2 separate regions of the Homo sapiens genome follow, and region 1 is linked to region 2. Evidence: read pairs that join two places in POLR2A ChIA-PET (ENCODE). Cell type or tissue: B cell. All regions are shown on one strand. Each heading gives the region's core, and the rest is flanking DNA. Links, peaks and the distances in the headings are about the cores only. Region 1 overlaps ZNF791 (zinc finger protein 791). Region 2 has its middle 32 kb from the start of ZNF709.

What was found. ChIA-PET counts read pairs that join two places held together with the same protein. Peaks named below come from ENCODE experiments on the same cell type or tissue, not always from the same donor. Only the 100,000 strongest peaks of a DNase experiment are listed, where the experiment ranks them.
Region 1: POLR2A ChIA-PET joins it to region 2 with 7 read pairs; 2 of 35 experiments call an interaction of 5 or more read pairs at or near these places.

Annotation. Positions count from the first base shown.
Region 1 is chr19:12,620,308-12,624,701 of GRCh38, forward strand. It overlaps ZNF791 (zinc finger protein 791), which reads left to right. Exons shown (of 4, transcript NM_153358.3): 2 at 3,393-3,519; 3 at 4,343-4,394. Among named protein-coding and RNA genes, the nearest start is that of ZNF791, 12 kb to the left of the region's middle. In B cell, for the core only: no CTCF peak of the experiment used is centred there; a DNase peak (open chromatin) is centred at 349; H3K27ac peaks cover 1,152 bases.
Region 2 is chr19:12,515,022-12,519,415 of GRCh38, forward strand. No RefSeq gene overlaps it. Among named protein-coding and RNA genes, the nearest start is that of ZNF709, 32 kb to the left of the region's middle. In B cell, for the core only: no CTCF peak of the experiment used is centred there; no DNase peak of the experiment used is centred there.

The sequences.
Region 1 (4,394 bases), core at 213-4,212, 110 kb after region 2:
TGAGACCACAGGCGTGCACCACCACGCCTGGCCAAGTTTTGTATATTTTATAGAGACAGGGTTTCACCATGTTGCCCAGGCTGGTCTCGAACTCCTGGGCTCAAACGATCTGCCCACCTCAGCCTCCCAAAGTGCTGGGATTATAGGCATGAGCCATCACGCCTGGCCAAAATGTTTATTTTCTATTAAATGTAAATGTAAATAAACCTTACAGAGAGCACCCAGGCATGCAGATGGACTTGTCACGAGGGAGAGCTCCCTGGAGCCAAATTTCTTCCTGCTCAGACCATAGTCCTAATTACTTAAGAAAACCCCTTCTAACTGTGTGGATCTTTTAACGTATGGTGCACATGAGTGCATGGAAATGAGAGAACCTGGGACAACAGCCCCTAGAGTGTCTGTCTGGGATCACTTCCTCCTGAAACTGGAGAAAGGGGATTTATGTTCTTTTTTTTTTTTTTTTTTTTTTTTGAGATAGAGTCTCGCTCTGTTGCCCAGGCTGGACTGCAGTGGTGCGATCTTGGCTCACTGCAACCTCTGCCTCCCGGGTTCAAGCGATTCTCCTGCCTCTGCCTCCCGAGTAGCTGAGATTACATGCATGCACCACCATGCCCAACTAATTTTTGTATTTTTAGTAGAGGCAGGGTTTCTCCATGTTGGCCAGGGTGGTCTCGAACTCCTGACCTGAGGTGATCCACCTGCCTCGGCCTCCCACAGTGCTGGGATTACAGGCATGAGCCATCCTGACCCAGATTTTATGTTCTTTTGGAGGTATGAAATTACCTGTTAATTTTATAATCATGGGCAAATTCACCATCAGACCATTGTGGACATCAGTGAAGTCCCCTGAAAATTGATACTGTCAATCTATTCTTCAAGGTCAGCAAAGCCCAGATGACATGATTATGGATCTTCCAGAAAGTGCTCTTCTGACATTTTATCTCAATGTGTATATGTATTTGTGCTAAAAATTGGTTGGAAGCAGTTCTGAGGCTCATGGGTATAACGATTTTGTGAAAGTCTAAGTTGTGAGGGCCCCTTCCTTGTGCCTGAGCTGTCTTCCCAGTAACTTCCTAGTCTCACGAAATGGGACAGAAAGTAAAAGGAAAAACTGGGTCTATGATAGATATTACACACACAGCCGGGCGTGGTCGCTCATGCCTGTAATGCCAACACATAGGGATATATATATATCGGAAACAAGTTGAAATTAATACGTCTCTAAAAGAGTATTTCCATTCAGTCAGCAGAATCTGAGTGCTTCTGATGGCCTCAAATACTTCAGGACGATATAGGCAGCTAGACCTTCTTAAAAGTTGGATTTCCACAAGCCTCCTGGCCTCTCATGTATAACAAAAGGGGATAGAAGATTCTCAATGTGTATTTACTTATTAAAACCTCCACCTCGGTGGGGGGTCAGCCCCCCTGCCCGGCCAGCCGCCCCGTCCGGGAGGGAGGTGGGGGGGGTCAGCCCCCCCGCCCGGCCAGCCGCCCCGTCCGGGAGGTGAGGGGCGCCTCTGCCCGGCCACCACCCCGTCTGGGAGGTGTGCCTAACAGCTCATTGAGAACGGGCCAGGATGACAATGGCGGCTTTGTGGAATAGAAAGGCGGGAAAAGTGGGGAAAAGATTGAGAAATCGGATGGTTGCCGTGTCTGTGTAGAAAGTAGACATGGGAGACTTTTCATTTTGTTCTGCACTAAGAAAAATTCCTCTGCCTTGGGATCCTGTTGATCTGTGACCTTACCCCCAACCCTGTGCTCTCTGAAACATGTGCTGTGTCCACTCAGAGTTAAATGGATTAAGGGCGGTGCAAGATGTGCTTTGTTAAACAGATGCTTGAAGGCAGCATGCTCGTTAAGAGTCATCACCACTCCCTAATCTCAAGTAATCAGGGACACAAACACTGCGGAAGGCCGCAGGGTCCTCTGCCTAGGAAAACCAGAGACCTTTGTTCACTTGTTTATCTGCTGACCTTCCCTCCACTATTGTCCCATGACCCTGTCAAATCCCCCTCTGTGAGAAACACCCAAGAATTATCAATAAAAAAATAAATTAAAAAAAATAATAAATAAAAAAAATAATAAAAAAAAGACTGTCTCAAACAAAAAAAAAAAAAAAAAAAAACCTCCACCTCATTTAATCCCATATCTTAAGGAATGCTGAATGATTTGGGTAATAAGAAATTAGGCTGTGGGCTGGGTATGGTTATTCATACCTGTTATCACAACACTTTGGGAGGCCGGGGCAGGAGGATCACTTGGGGCCGAGAGTTAAAGGTCAACCTGGACAATATAACAAAACCCCAGCCGGAGGCAGTGGCTCACGCCTGTAATCCCAGCACTTTGGGTGGCCGAGGAGGGTGGATCACGAGGTCGGGAGTTCAAGACCAGCCTAGCCAAGATGGTGAAACCCCATCTCTACTAAAAATACAAAAAATTAGCTGGGCGTGGTGGCACGCGCCTATAATCCCAGCTACTTCGGAGGCTGAGGCAGAGAATTGCTTAAACCTGGAGGGGCGGAGGTTGCAGTGAGCCGAGATCGCACCACTGCACTCCTGCCTGGGTTACAGAGTGAGACTCCGTCTCAAAAAAAAAAAAAAAAAGAAAGAAAAAAAACCCATTTATCTGGGAGTGGTGTTGCACATCTGTAGTCCTAACTACTCGTGAAGCTGAGGCAGGAGGATGTCTTGGGGGCCCAGGGATTTGAGGCTACAGTGAGTTAGGATTGCTGCACTTGAGCCTAGGTGACAGAGCAAGACCCTGTCTCTTAGAAAACAACAAACAAACAAACAAGAAATAAGAATTTATCTCATAAAGAATTGAAGATCTTGCCTGTAATCTCAGCAATTTGAGAGGCCAAGGCTAGTGAATCGCTTGAGCTGAGGAGTTTGAGACCAGCCTGGGCAACATGGCAAAACCCCATCTCTACAAAAAATATACACAAAATACTTACCTAGGTGTAGTGGTGTGTTCCTGTAGTCCCAGCTACTCAGGAGGCTGAGGTTGGAGGATTGCTTGAGCCGGGAGGACTAGGCTCCAATGAACTGTGATTGTACCACTGCACTCCAGCCTAGGTAGCAGAGCGAGACCATCTATGTCTCAAAAAGGAAGAAAAAAAAATTGATCCTAAAATTTGTCTCATTTGTGTAGGATTTCTTTCATTTTTCTAAGTTGAACTAGATACTACCATTAGAGAGCAATAGGACTTACAGTGACCACAGTGAAGATGTAGCTATAAGTTTATGTGTTCAATGTGCTGTTACATTTCTAACAATTGAGTCATGCACTAAATGTTTGGAGACCACAAAATCGTGTGTGAATTTCTTATGAATTGAGGATACCTCTCATCCTTGTCAATCTCACCTATTCTCTACTTATATTGGATGTTTCAGGACTCAGTGGCTTTTGAGGATGTGTCTGTGAGCTTCAGCCAGGAGGAGTGGGCTCTGCTGGCTCCTTCACAGAAGAAACTCTACAGAGATGTGATGCAGGAAACATTCAAGAACCTGGCATCTATAGGTAAGGATGACATCATTTTTTCTTTTTTCTTTTTTTTTTTTTTTGGGGGGGGACAGAGTTTCACTATTGTCCAGGCTGGAGAGCAATGGCACAATCTCAGCTCACCACAACCTCAGCCTCCCAGGTTCAAGCAATTCTCCTACCTCAGCCTCCCGAGTAGCTGGGATTACAGGCACGTGCCACCATGCCTGGCTAATTTTTTTCTTTTTAGTAGAGACGGGATTTCACCATGTTGGTCAGGCTGGTCTTGAACTCCTGACCACAGGTAATCTGCCCGCTTCAGCCTCCCAAAGTGCTGGGATTACAGGCATGAGCCACTGTGCCTGGCCTTCTTTTTTTTTTTTTTTTTTGAGTCTCGTCCTGTTCCCCAGGGTGGAGTGCAGTGGCGGGATCTTGGCTCACTGTAACCTCCGCCTCCTGGGTTCAAGCAATTCTCCTGCCTCAGCCTCCCGAGTAGCTGGGATTACAGGTGCCCACCACCATGCCCGGCTAATTTTTGTATTTTTAGTAGAGACGGGGTTTTATCATGTTGGCCAGGCTGGTCTCGAACTCCTGACCTCAGGTGATCCACCCGCCTCAGCCTCCCAAAGTGTGGGGATTACAGGCATGAGCCACCGCACCCCAGTGACATCATTTTTTCATATCGTCAGTTAGAGAACTGCCATTTCTTGCTCATAATCACTGTTCCGAGATTTGGAATCTGAAAAGGAAACACTTCTGTAAATAAACCAGGCATGGTTACAGCTCATTGTGAACCTATAATCTAATAATATTTGTATAATTTTTAATAATTTATCATGATTATTCTTGATCTACATTTTAGGGGAAAAATGGGAAGACCCGAATGTTGAAGATCAACACAAAAACCAAGGACG
Region 2 (4,394 bases), core at 101-4,100:
GTAGCTGTTCTGAGCAACCAGAGGCCACCTACGGAGACAACAGGCTGCCCAGAAAGCCACATGAGGAGCTCCATTTCCCTCCCTTTGCAGGCTCCAGACTGGCCTCAGGTTGGAGTCACTGGCTGCAGGCGCTGCTGCCCACTGCAGGTTCTTCACCTGCTTCTCACCAGCACTGATCAGCTACATGAGACAAAGACTCTCTATCGTACTGTATGAGAAAGAAACCAGCAAAGTCCTACGTTTCCTCCTGTGTTTACATACAAATCAGAGGAAGAAAATCTTAAAATATTTTATATGGATTAAAACACTGGAGTGGGCGTAAGTAATGGCTTGTGCCTGTAATCCCAGCACTTTGGGAGGCTGCAGTGGGAGGATCGCTTGAGCCCAGGAATTCAAGACCAGCTTGGGCAGCATAGATTTTCACCTCTAGAAAAAAATTTAAAAACTTAGCAGTGCATGGTGATGCGCATCCATGGTCCCAGCTACTCAGGAGGCTGAGGCAGGAGGATCACTTGAGCCTAAGAGGTCAGCACTGCAGCGAGCCAAGATTGTGCCACTGCACTCCAGCCTGGGCAACAGAGTTAGACTCTGTCTCTAAAAAGATTTAAATAAATATATTTTAAAATTGGCAAATAAGCATTCCTTTTAGAAAACAAAGATGCTAGCGAACTATTATTTTCACATTAACACTTATGAAAAGAACTAATCAAATGTGAGCTCTTCCCTTTTTTCTCTGTTTCAGTGGCCACCTGACCTTCACAGTACATGGTTGTCACCAGGTGCTCTGTGGCTGGGGATGTTCATGTCCAGTTTATCCATCTGAATCTCTCTCAACCCCACCCCACCACCATTGACCCACCCAATTATTTCTGTAGCTAAACATTAAGCATTGTATAAATAACTGTCCCTTTCAAAGAGGACTCAGGTTGAATACACCTGTGATTCTCTCAGATCCTCTGATATAATCATTTGCATTTGTCTTCCAGGATAGACTGTGATATCTTGAGTAGGAACCTCATTCATTGTATTTGCTTCTGTTCCCCCAAACCTGTGTCACCACCTGATCATTGAGGACACAGAAAATTTATTTTATTTATTTTTTTGAGATGGAGTCTCACTTTTTTTTTTGAGATGGAGTCACCCAGGCTGGAGTGCAGTGGCATGATCTCAGCTCACTGCAACCTCCACCTCCCACGTCAAGCGATTCTCCTGGTCAGCCTCCAGAGTAGCTGAGATTACAGGCATGCCTCACCAAACCTTGCTAATTTTTTTGCATTTTTAGTAGAGACAGGGTTTCACCATGTTGGCCAGGCTGGTCTCGAACTCCTGACCTCAAATGATCCACCCGCCTCAGCCTCCCAATGTGCTGGGATTACAGGCATGAACCACCGCGCCCAGCCAACACAGAATATTTTAAGCTGACCATCAACCTGCTGTAAACATTGGAGATCTCAGCACAACCCTAAAACATCCACACCCCAGGGAGAGTATACAGATATTAACGTGCCCTCACTACAAGGAGCTCCACTGACTCCCTTTCTGGAAAATGACTCAAATCGGTTTTCTGGAGGACTATATGCAATTAATAGATATAAAAATAACATGTTGTTTGCTTTTATTTACATGATTTACCATTTCTGTTTGTTTTTGAGACAGGGTCTTAGTCTGTCACCCATGCTGGGGTGCGGTGGCTTAATCTTGGCTCACTGCAACCTCCACCTCCTGGGCTCAAGCAATCCTCCCACCCCAACCCCTTGAGTAGCTGGGACTACAGGTGTGCACCAACATGTTTGGCTAATATTTAAATTTTTGGTAGAGATGAGGTCCCACTATATTGCCCAGGCTGGTCTCAAACTCCTGAAATCAAGCAGTTCTTCTGATTCAGCCTCCCTAAGTGCTGGGATTACAGGCGTGAGCCACTGTGCCTGGCTGATTTAACTTTCATAGGTTGTTAAGAAAGCGATTAACCCTGTGAACCATGGTTGGATTTCACTGATTCTCAAAACTTGTAGTGAATTCTTATAATTTTATGTTGCCTTGACATCCATTTTAAATACAAGTTTAACTTTCTCATAGGAGAAGCAGGGTTTATTCACTGTTAACACTGTTTCCAGTTCTCCACCTCCTCCCAGTTCCTTAATGTAGTGAATCCATATATCTGCCTTAGACAACTGATACCCAGTGACCACCTCGTTATAGGACAGCCAGATATAACGTTCATACTGGCCTCACTGACCCCCACGCTTCATATGAACTGTGTAGGTGTGCTACAGTAACCACCTCTCAGTCACACTGTGATCTCCTTGAACTTGTGCCTGCTTGCTTTAAACCCATCAATTAAAATTCCCTAGGGGAAACTTTTGTGTCTTTTTTGGTTTGTTTGTTTTTGAGTCGGCGTCTCGCTCTGTCGCCCAGACTGGAGTGCAGTGGCATGCTCTCGGCTCACTGCAACCTCCACCTCCCAGCTTCAAGCAATTCTCCTGCCTCAGCCTCCCAAGTCTCTGGGACTATAAGCACGTACCACCACGCCCGGCCAATTTTTTCTATTTTTAACAGAGTTGGGGTTTCACCGTGTTAGCCAGGATGGTCTTGATCTCCTGACCTCGTGATCCACCGGCCTTCGCCTCCCAAAGTGCTGGGATTACATACGTGAGGCACCTCGCCCGGCTGTATCCCTAGGGGAAACTTTCGGTAACACCCTGGACTCTAATAAAGGTACTGACCCATGGGTTCATCCATTTCTCCCTTTCTCTCCATGTGGTCCCTCTGTGTGTGTGGCCTCCGTGTATACTGTGTATCCTCCAGGACCTGTAAGTAATAAAATCCTTATTTCCATCTTATGTCTCTCGTAATCATTGAAAGGGTGCTCTCCATTTTAAAGATCCTAAATTATTACAATTGGTATAGTTGGCAGGATACAGAGTGATTCTCATGATTAGCACAAGTTATCTTTGAGTTGCTATAGCTTATTAACATCATAAATCATCTGGGCAACCACACTGGTGAGGTAGTAGTATTTGCTGTAATAAATGAAATAGAGATGAAAAAACAACACAAGGCCAGGCGTGGTGGCTCACGCCTGTAATCCCAGCACTTTGGGAGGCCAAGGCAGGCGGATCATGAGGTCAGGAGATCGAGACCATCTTGACTAACACGTTGAAATCCCGTCTGTACTAAAAATACATAAAAAAAAAATTAGCCAGGCATAGTGGCAGGTGCCTGTAGTCCCAGCTACTCCGGAGGCTGAGGCAGGAGAGTCACTTCAACCTGGGAGGCAGAGGTTACAGTGAGCCGAGATCGCGCCACTGCACTCCCGCCTGGGTGACAAAGCAAGACTCTGTCTCAAAAAAAAAAAAAAAAAAGAAAGAAAGATCAACAAAATGAAGAGTTTTTTTAAAAAGGTAAAATCAGCAAAGCTCTAGCCTGACTCACTAGATAAAAATAGCAGATTCAAATAAAGAAATTCAGATGTGAAAAAAAAGGAGTTGGCCGGGCATGGTGGCTCACACCTATAATCCCAGCACTTTGGGAGGCCAGGCGGGTGGATCACCTGAGGTCAGGAGTTCGAGACCAGCCTGGCCAACATGGTGAACCCCGTCTCTACTAAAAATACAAAAATTAGCTGGGCTTGGTGGCGGGCACCTGTAATCCCAGCTACTCGGGAGTCTGAGGCAGGAGAATCGCTTCAACTGGGGAGGCAGAGGTGACAGTGAGCTGAGATCGTGCCATTGCACTCCAGCCTGGGAGACAAGAGCGAGACTTCATCTCAAAAAAAAAAAAAAGAAAAGAAAAGAAAAAGAAAAAAAAGGAGTTGGCTGGGTGTGGTGGCTCACGCCTATGATCCCAGCACTTTGGAAGGCTGAGGAAGGAGGATCACTTGAGGTCAGGAGTTCAAGACAAGCCTGGCCAACATGGTAAAACCCCGTCTCTACTAAAAATACAAAAAATTAGCTGGGCATGGTGGCGCATGCCTGTAATCCCAGCTACTCAGGAAGCTGAGACAGGAGAATCACTTGAACACGGGACGGGGAGGTTGCAGTGAGCGGAGATCGCACCACTGCACTCCAGCCTGGACGACAGAACAAGACTGTCTCAAAACAACAACAAAACAACAAAAAAAACAGGGTCATTCCAACTTATACTAAAGAAATAGAAAGAATTATAAAACAGACTATTATGAACAACTACACACCAATGAATTGGAAAACCTAGAAGAAATAGATAAATTCCTGGGCACGTACAACCTATCAAAATTGCGTCGTGAAGAAATAGAAAATCTGAACAGACTAATAAGAAGTAATGAGGTTAAATCAGTAATAAAAAGTGTCCCATCAAAGAAAAGCCCAGGACCTGATGGCTTCACTGCTGAATTCTACCAAACAAACACAACTAAA